Linked DNA regions of Homo sapiens: region 1 is linked to region 2. Evidence: read pairs that join two places in POLR2A ChIA-PET (ENCODE). Cell type or tissue: Panc1. All regions are shown on one strand. Links, peaks and the distances in the headings refer to the core of each region. The heading gives the core; the rest is flanking DNA.

Region 1 (5,052 bases), core at 662-4,661, 840 kb after region 2:
ACAAATCAACAAAGAAATGAGTATAACTCATAATTAATCAGTCTGGGCTCACTACATACTTATGTTCAAACTAGTAAATATTTTAAGTTTTCTTGAATTACAGCTTTAGATCAGGGTTGGCAAACTATAGTCATGTGTCACTTAGCACTGGGGATACCTTCTGACAAATGTGTTGTTAGGTGGTTTTGTCCTTGTGTTAGCCTCAGGGAATGTACTCACACAAACCTAGATGGTATAGCTTACTACACACCTAGCTTATATGGTGTGGCCTATTGCTCCTATGCTACAAACCTATTCCTTCTTCAAAGGTAAACTAACTTTAGCTTACTGTAACATTTTTACTTTTTTAAACTATTTAATTTTTAAAAATTTTTGACTTTTATAATAAATTTAGCTTAAAACACATTGTACAGCTGCTCAAAAATATTTTATTTCCTTATATTTTTATTCTATAAGCTTTTTTTCATTTTTAGAATTTTTACTAGTTTTTTACTTTTTAAATTTTTTGTTAAAAACTAAGACACAAACACACACCTTAGCCTAGGCCTGCACAGTGTCAGGATCATCAATATCACTGCTTTCCACCTCCACATCTTGTCCCACTTGGAAGGTCTTCATGGCAATAACATACATGGAGCTGTCACGTCCTATGATAACAATGCCTTCTTCTGGGTACATTCTGAAGGACCTGCCTGAGGCTGTTTACAGTTAACTTTTTAAAATAAGTACAAGGAGTCCACTATAAAATAATGATTAAAAGTATGGTATAGGACCAGGCACGGTGGCTCACGCCTGTAATCCCAGCACTTTGGGAGCCTGAGGCAGGTGGATCATGAGGTCAAGAGATGGAGACCATCCTAGCCAACATGGTGAAACCCCGTCTCTACTAAAAATACAAAAATTAGCTGGGCGTGGTGGCATGCGCCTGTAATCCCAACTATTTGGGAGGCTGAGGCAGGAGAATCGCTTGAACCCAGGAGGCGGAGGTTGCAATGAGCCGAGATAGCACCACTGCACTCCAGCCTGGTGACAAAACAAGACTCCGTCTCAAAAAAAAAAAAAAATATGTGTGTGTATATATATATATAGTATATTAAATACATACACCAGCAAGTTGTTTATTACATTATCAAGTATTATGTACTGTACATAATTGTGCTATATATGTATATATATATAGAGAGAGACAGAGAGACAGAGTCTCCCTCTGTTGCCAGGCTGGAGTGCAGTGGCACAATCTCGGCTCACTACAACTTCCACCTTCCAGGTTCAAGCAATTCTCCTGCCTCAGCCTCCCAAGTAGCTGGGACTACAGGCGCCTGCCACCACATCCAGCTAATTTTTGTATTTTTATAGAGATGGGGTTTCACCATGTTGGCCAGGATGGTCTTGATCTCTTGACCTTGTGATCCACCTGCCTCGGCCTCCCAAAGTGCTGGGATTACAGGCGTGAGCCACTGCACCTGGCCAATTGTGCTATATTTTTATATGACTAGCAGTGTGGTAGATTTGTTTACAACAGCATCACTACAAACACTTGAGTAGTACATTGCACTTTGATGTCAAAATGGCTACAATGTCACTAGGCGATAGAAATTTTTCAGCTCCATTATGATCATCTTATGGGACTTCCCTCCCATGTCCAGTCCATCCTTTTTTTTTTTTTAGACAGAGTCTCAAAATCCCAGCAATTTGGGAGGCTGAGGCAGGCAGATCACCAGAGGTCAGGAGTTTGAGACCAGCCTGGCCAACGTGGTGAAACCCGGTCTCTACTAAAAATACAAAAAATTAGCCAGGTGTGGTGGTGGGCACCTGTAGTCCCAGCTACTTGGGAGGGTGAGGTAAGAGAATTGCTTGAACCCGGGAGGCAGAGGTTGCAGTGAGCAGAGATTGTGCCATTGCACTCCAGCCTGGGCAACAAGAGCAAGACTCCATCTCAAAAAAAATATATATATATATATGTATATATATATGTGTGTGTGTGTGTGTATATATGTATATATATGTGTTTGTATATATATACATATAGATACATATATATAACAAAGTTTACTTCTCATAGTGAAGATAAATTCTCATCACTAGTATTGATTCTGGAGCTTTCTTTTCCATGTGTTATAAGGCGAATTGTGTTCCCCCAAAATTCACAGGTTAAAATCCTAACCCGAAAACTTCATAATGTGACTGTATTTGGAGACAGAGTCTTTAATTAGGTCACTAAGTTAAAATGAAATCATTGGGGTGGGCCCTAATCCAATATGCCTGGTATCCTTGTGTGAAGGGGAAATTAGGACACAGACATCTACAGAAAGACACCATGTGAAGACGCAGGGAGAAGGCGGCCATCTACAAGCCCAGCAGAGAGGCCTCAGAAGAAATTGATTCTGGTGACACCTTGATCTTGAACTTCTACCCTCTAGAATTGTAAGAAAATAAATTTCTGTTGTATAAGGCACCCAGTTTGTGGTACTTTGTTATGTCAGTCCTAGCAAACTAATATACCATGTTTCTGCCTTTACATACAAGTAGGCAACTATCATGTCTTCTCTTTACCAACTTCAATATCTTCTTTCCCTTCATACATTCATTTTGGCTTATCCATTGTCTACCATATCTTTTTTTTTTAAATATGTTTTCCAAATATTGTATCCATTGGTTCAGCACTTCTACCTCTAGGAAATTTTCATACTAAGGAAATTATACTAAAGAAGCACAAAGCTTTATATTATACATAAAAATTTGCATCCCAGCAATGCATATCATTTTCTCCAATTTTGAAAAATGATATATTACACATACTTTATTTTACAAAAAAGTAAGCCCAACATAATACATGTGTGATGAAATTTTCAAATAATGTGAAAATTTATAAGCAAAAAGTAAAGCCTTCTCTTACATTTACCCAGAAACCCACTCCCCAAAGAGCACTATAAGAGCATATTATCTGCACATATGATTATAAATATAAATAAACTCATGTATATATTTCTAAAAACAGAAATGGGGAAACAAATACATAATAGTAGAATAGTTTCACCTATGATATCATGCATATCTTTCTATGTTAATTCAATTCCTTATCCTTCCTTCCTTCACTGCCTTCGTAACTCCTGCCCCACTTAAGAGAGCTAGATTGTCATCTTGCTGACACTATCTGTCCTTCCCTATCTCTCTGTTAAGTGTTATTTCTCTAGATTCACATAGCACCCTGGACATAGCTAATAACCTCATATATGACCATAGTTAAGAACGATGGCACTAGGGTCAAACTGCCTGGGTTTTAATCCTCGTGTATTTATTTCCTGTTGCTGTTATAACAAATTACCACAAACTTAATAGCTTAAAACAACATAAATTTAGAAGTCAAAAGTTGTAAAATCAAGGCGTTAACAGGACTCTGTTCTTTCCGGAGGCTCCAGAGGAGAATTCATTTCCAGCTTCTGGAGGCTGCCTGCATTCCTTGGCTCACGGTCCTTTCCTCAGTCTTCAAGGTCAGCAGTGTGGCATCAAGCCTCTCTTTCCTTCTCTTCTGCCCTTTCTCTCTCTCTCTTTCTCTGTTTTCATCATCACATTCCTTCTGTGACTCTGACATTACTATTTACCTCTTATTAGGACTCTCCTCAACATTGGACCCACCCAGATCATCCAGGATAATCTTCCTGTATCAGGATCCTTAACTTAGGTCGAGCATGGTGACTCACACCTGTAATCCCAGGACTTTGGGAGGCCAGGTAGATCACCTGAGGTCAGGATTTCAAGAACAGCCTGGCCAACATAGTGAAACCCCATCTCTACTAAAAATATAAAAATTAGCCGGGCATGGTGGCACGTGCCTGCAGTCCCAGATACTCAGGGGCTTAGGCAGGAGAATCTCTTGAACCTGGGAGGTGGAGTTTGCAGTGAGCTGAGATTGCGCCACTGCACTTCAGCTTGGGCAACAGAGTGAGACTCCATCTTAAAAAAAAAAAAAAAATCCTTAACTTAATCATACCTGCAAAATCCCTTTTTTCCATGTAAGATTATATTCCATTTTTACCATTTTACTTTACAGGTAATTTCGATGCAAGGTAATATTTGCAGGTACTGGGGATTAGAAGGTGGACATCTTCAGGGAGCCATTACTCAACCTGCCACACTGGGCAATGCCATCTTATTAGCAAGGCATGCCTCAGTCTCAACAGCTATTAAAAAGAACAGAGTGATCATCCCTACTCATAAGGTTGCTCTGAGGATTCAGTGAGTTCATACCTGTGAATGGTGCCTGGGACATCATATATGTTCAGTAGTGGTAGCTATCATTATTATTATTATTATTATTATTATTATTATTATTATTGATGGAGTCTGGCTCTGTCACCCAGACTGGAAGGCAGCAGCACGATCTCAGCTCACTGCAACCTCCACCTCCTGGGTTCAAGTGATTCTCCTGCCTCAGCCTCCCGAGTAGCTGGGATTACAGGCACCCGCCACCATACCTGGCTAGTTTTTGTATTTTAGTAGAGACGTGGTTTTACCATGTTGGCCAGGCTGGTCTCAAACTCCTGACTTCAGCTGATCTGCCTGCCTCAGCCTCCCAAAGTGCAGGGATTACAGGTATAAGCCACCATGCCCAGCCAGTGGTAGCTATTATTATAACTACATAGTTATCTAGTTACCTTCTTTGCTCTACACTAGACTGCTAGTTCTTGAAGAAAAGAACAGAATTTTATATATCTGTGTGTTCCCAGGGTGGAGCACAGGGTCTGGGACATATTAGGTGCTCAATAAATATTTGTCAACCTGAATTACTCCACTTAAAAGACTAATATTTAGCCAGTAAAAATTATAGAGAATTTGAAATATTATGAAAAACATCATCATACATTATATTGTCATACAAAGTGACAAAAGCAAAATAAAATATGCACAATCACAGCTGTTTTAAATATGCAGGGCTAAAAATTATGCATAAAAATAGACTGGGAGGAAATATGCGCAAACATTAACACATTAACAGTTGGTGGTCTTGGAGTTGGGAAATCATGGGTTATTTTTTCTTCCTGTTTTTTTATT
Region 2 (4,441 bases), core at 442-4,441:
GATTCCACTGATGTGAACACAATTTCCTCAGTGTTAAGTAAATAATTACATCTTCGTTTGGCAAAGAAATGTTTTTATCTTCAAAATGAAACAGATTCTTTCCATTGCACATGTCTGTTTTTTGACAGTCATTCAAATAGCCATTCTGAAATGTCCAGGAGGGAACTGTTTTGAGGAAACACGTTACCTTTAACCATTATGGCCTTATGCAAGGCAGCGACATCCGAGGATGGATTGAAGGTAGGATAGGGGCTCACCGCTGATCCGGGACCACCTTTGGATGACTTCACAGTTTGCTAAGAATGAGAGAGAAATAAATTAATGGCCATTTACTTATATTCGTTTTTATTTCAATATTGTAATCATAATTTTATTATCACTCTACTTACAACATATTCCTGCTCTTCATTTTCAATAAACCAGGCCTGCTTGAGGAATTCTGATACCATTGCCATTTTTGAAAAAGTGTCTGGAAAGAAAACAGTTAGATGCTTTTACAAAACAAATGCACCACACACAACCTCTCCTTCCTCACCTCTTACATACATAAGAGTTAGCATTAGAGAGTAGCCTTGCGCTTACTTTCCAGGATCAATTACACTTAGGAGCATAACAAAATGTAAGACGTAATTTTTTTTAAAGGAAGCTTTTATACTTAAAATGAAACCATACCCTCCTCTCTGAAATTGAACTCTTTCTTGGCATATTCAGTTCTAAATTTTAGAGATCAGACAACTACTACAAGTAAGCACACAGGCTGAAGAGAGGAGTTTGTGGTTCACTACATTGTTCTAAATTTGTAGACCACCCACCATATGCCAAGCACTAAGAGTACAAAAACATTGAAATATCATCTTAAGTACCCTCAGGACTTAAAGCTAGTGTGTGCTCTCCATAGGAAAACATAAGGGCTAAAGAAACTTCTTAGAGTAGGCCCTGGCTGACCCAAGCCTCTCTTGAAATGAGTCAAGATTAACCTGGCAGAAAAGTTAAAGAAGAAGCTTGTCATATTTGGGAAGCAGAAGAAAGTTTGCTGGAGCGAGAAATGTTGGCAGAAGCTGAAACAAGAAGCTTCAATGTGTCCACAAAGCTTTGGGAAAACATTAATGGGTTTCTTTTTGTTTGTTTGTTTTTTTAAAGCAGCATGGTTTCATTTATGTTTCCGAAAGACCATTCATCCTTTATCATGGAGAATGGCTAAGAGATAGACAAGATGGAGGATTAGAATACTATTTAGTAGACCATTAGACCATCTATGTGGAATTAATGAGAGCCTGTACAAAAGTAATGGCTAGATGAAAAGCTTAATGATTGCTTTTTTTTTTTTTTTTTTTTTTGAGATGGAGTCTTTCTCTGTCGCCCAGGCTGGAGTGCAGTGGTGAAATCTCGACTCACTGCAACCTCCGTCTCCTGGGTTCAAGCAATTCTCCTGCCTCAGCCTCCTGAGTAGCTGGGATTACAGGCACCAGCCACCACGCCCGGCTAATTTTTGTATTTTTAGTAGAGACAGGTTTTCACCATGTTGGCTAGGCTGATTTTGAACTCATGACCCCAAGTGATCTGCCCGCCTCGGCCTCCCAAAGTGCTGGAATTACAGGTGTGAGCTACCACTCCCAGCCAATGATTACATTTATAAGGTAAAATAACTTGTGCCAATCTGTACAAGTGAATTCAGATTTAAAATTTTAATTGTAAAAAGATATCCAGGTGATATTTCTCCCTGAATAATTTAGTTTCCTTTTCTATTTCTTGATATAAAAGTACTCAGCATTGAAGTAATTGCTATCTTCACATTTCTTCCTATTTGAGCTGTCTAAATAGTAGTCCTACATATTTTCCCACCCAACACAAAAAACCCAGAAAAGAATTATTTTATACTGGATTTTTTTGTTGTAGCAGGAAGCCTAGAGGTGCAATTGTAACATGCATGTTCTTTTGGCAAACTCTATCTTAAAGGAAATTTCTTGAATTGCTATCATGACTTGGCAATATTTTTATTTAATGAGACATATATTTTTAAGATCTTAAGTATATTGAAAATTAATGTGTTCTCTGTTTTGGCCACACACACACAAAATGCCATCACAGATCCTTTTAGTCTGGGGATGTTTTTCAGAGGCCTTGCTCAAGGTCTACACTGATCTGTCTATCTACACCATTCTGTTTCACCCCTCTAGAGACTACTCTCATGAATGTTTGTGAGAGAGGTTGGGAGGACAATCTTGGCAGTTTTAAATTCTTGATATGAAGATAAATGACTCATGAGGCATAAACTGATTCCATAAACTGATTCCTCAACAGCATGTTCAGACAAACTCTTTCCATTTTCACCTGCTAAAAAGTAACTGGAGTTGCAAGTAATAACACTGAATGCATGAAGAAAATAATATCCAAAGCAGAAATCATCCCCACTTAATTCGCATGGGATTGCTCTTATTACTATTCTGTCATCTGTGAGAAGAACCAATACTTTTTCCATTCATTTAAAGCAGCCTGTTTCCTAAATATAATTGATAGACTTAAAATTGCTTCCTGATAAAGTAACAACCCGCAATTTTGCACAAGGTTTTAGTTCCCATTACAGTCTAGTTTCATGCAATTGCGGTTGCCACATGGAGTTTCATATTCCACCTTCTTAATTGGCACACCCAATACTTTAAAAGCAATTCTAGCAGCTTCAGGCACTCAAAATTTCCATTTTCATCATTTCATCCAAGGCTTTGATAAGGAAGAATCATCAAAATGAGTGTTAAAATTCATCACTTGGCAAAGTACTACTCCATCACTTATAAAAACATGTTTTTATTATTTATTTATTTTATTTATTTATTTATTTATTTATATTATTTATTATTATTATTTATTTATTATTATTATTATTATTATTCCATTCTTTTCAATTAGCAAATAAAAACTTCAAAAGAAAGCAAAAGAAAGACTAAAGATATTGTCCAGTCTAATATTAAAGGTGTCTCTGACAACTTCAAAATAAACGTTATAAAAACTTTACTGTACTGTTTTTTTTTTACTTCTAAAAAATACTTGAATAATGTCCATTTAAAAAAAAAGCCAGAGAAAGCCCAGGAAAAGGTATATTAATTACATAACACAAGATAACAAAAATAAGTTGTTTAAGTCACTTATTTGAAAGAGAGAGCATCCCTAGAGGAGACAGCTTTGTGATTTGTATCTTCTAAGTTCCTACATTCTAGCCTGAAGTATTTGGATAGACTAAAAGCATAATCTAGGAAAGAAAAGCAACCAATAGAGAATTTTCTTCAAGAAATCAATTAGAGAAAAACGGAATCTGAATTCAGCCAAATTCACCACCAGCTCTTAGCAAAGATTAAAGACAGGAGCATCAAGGCAGGATATAAGAAATTGCTCTAAAGGAAACAGATTTTATCACATACAGCTGGTTAAGGGCTCAAAGCCAACTGCACGTATTAACTGAACTTCTGAATAATTATAATACAACTAACAAATACCAAATATATATTTTTTTATATATTGGCCAAATTCTATCCTTAAGCCGTTCTGACTCTTCAATACCTACACTCTGCATGAAAACCTGCCTAAGCCAATGAGTTCATGAAAGGTTTTCTTTTTTCTATCTTTTTGTTTGTAGTGTATAAAGCTTGCAATAGATTTTAAAGAGCCTGTTCTATCAACTTATAGATTTCAACTAACTCAATACAGATTTCAACTAACCAAAGATAAGCTCTAAAACTAAGTTTATTTCAGTACTTAGCATGAGCTCATTGACGGTGAAATTGGCCATTTATACATAGGCAAATCTATAAGGAAATTAACAATATTTCACATTTCTTCTAATTAATGGTCTTTTTGTGAACATGCACTGCCTACTAATGTCAGCTTATCTATGATTTGAATGTATAGCTTTCTAAAGCGTAGCAATTTTTTTGCATATTTATGTGTCCTAAGAGAGTCCCCCCGCTTCATTTTTCCATCTCTCAGCCTCATGAAAGGCTACCTCTATCTAGAATTTGTGACAGAGGAAGCTGAGTTTTGTGGTTGATTGTATCTTCCTGGTTACAATCTAGAACTATCAGAGTTTTGCAATGATAGTAACAGCAATGACTAACCCTTGCTTGGAATAATAGCCTTTAATCATTATCCTCAGTTTCTATCTGGGAAAACTGAGTGCTATTTTCAAGCAGTCTTCCTGCTAGTAGTGGCAAGAATGGAGACATAAATCCATCCCTTTTGATTCCAAAGTGTTATATATTTTGGCTGTGCATGGTGGCTCACACCTGCAATCCCAGCAATTTAGGAGGCCAAGGTGGGCAGATTACTTGAGGCCAGGAGTTCAAGACCAGCCTGGCCAGCATGGCGAAACCCCGTCTCTACCAAAAGTACAAAAATCAGCCAGGCATGGTGGTGTGCACCTGTAGTCCCATCTACTCAGAAGGCTGAGGCA

Evidence for each region. Peaks named below come from ENCODE experiments on the same cell type or tissue, not always from the same donor. Only the 100,000 strongest peaks of a DNase experiment are listed, where the experiment ranks them.
Region 1: POLR2A ChIA-PET joins it to region 2 with 9 read pairs; 1 of 35 experiments calls an interaction of 5 or more read pairs at or near these places.

The regions. Positions count from the first base shown.
Region 1 is chr9:72,316,920-72,321,971 of GRCh38, reverse strand. All of the region lies in intron 2 of LINC01504 (long intergenic non-protein coding RNA 1504), which reads right to left. Among named protein-coding and RNA genes, the nearest start is that of LINC01504, 14 kb to the right of the region's middle. In Panc1, for the core only: no CTCF peak of the experiment used is centred there; no DNase peak of the experiment used is centred there; H3K27ac peaks cover 1,402 bases.
Region 2 is chr9:73,154,550-73,158,990 of GRCh38, reverse strand. It overlaps ANXA1 (annexin A1), which reads right to left. Exons shown (of 13, transcript NM_000700.3): 2 at 390-469; 3 at 188-296. The coding sequence starts at 455. Among named protein-coding and RNA genes, the nearest start is that of ANXA1, 4.9 kb to the right of the region's middle. In Panc1, for the core only: no CTCF peak of the experiment used is centred there; no DNase peak of the experiment used is centred there; H3K4me3 peaks cover 639 bases; H3K27ac peaks cover 2,411 bases.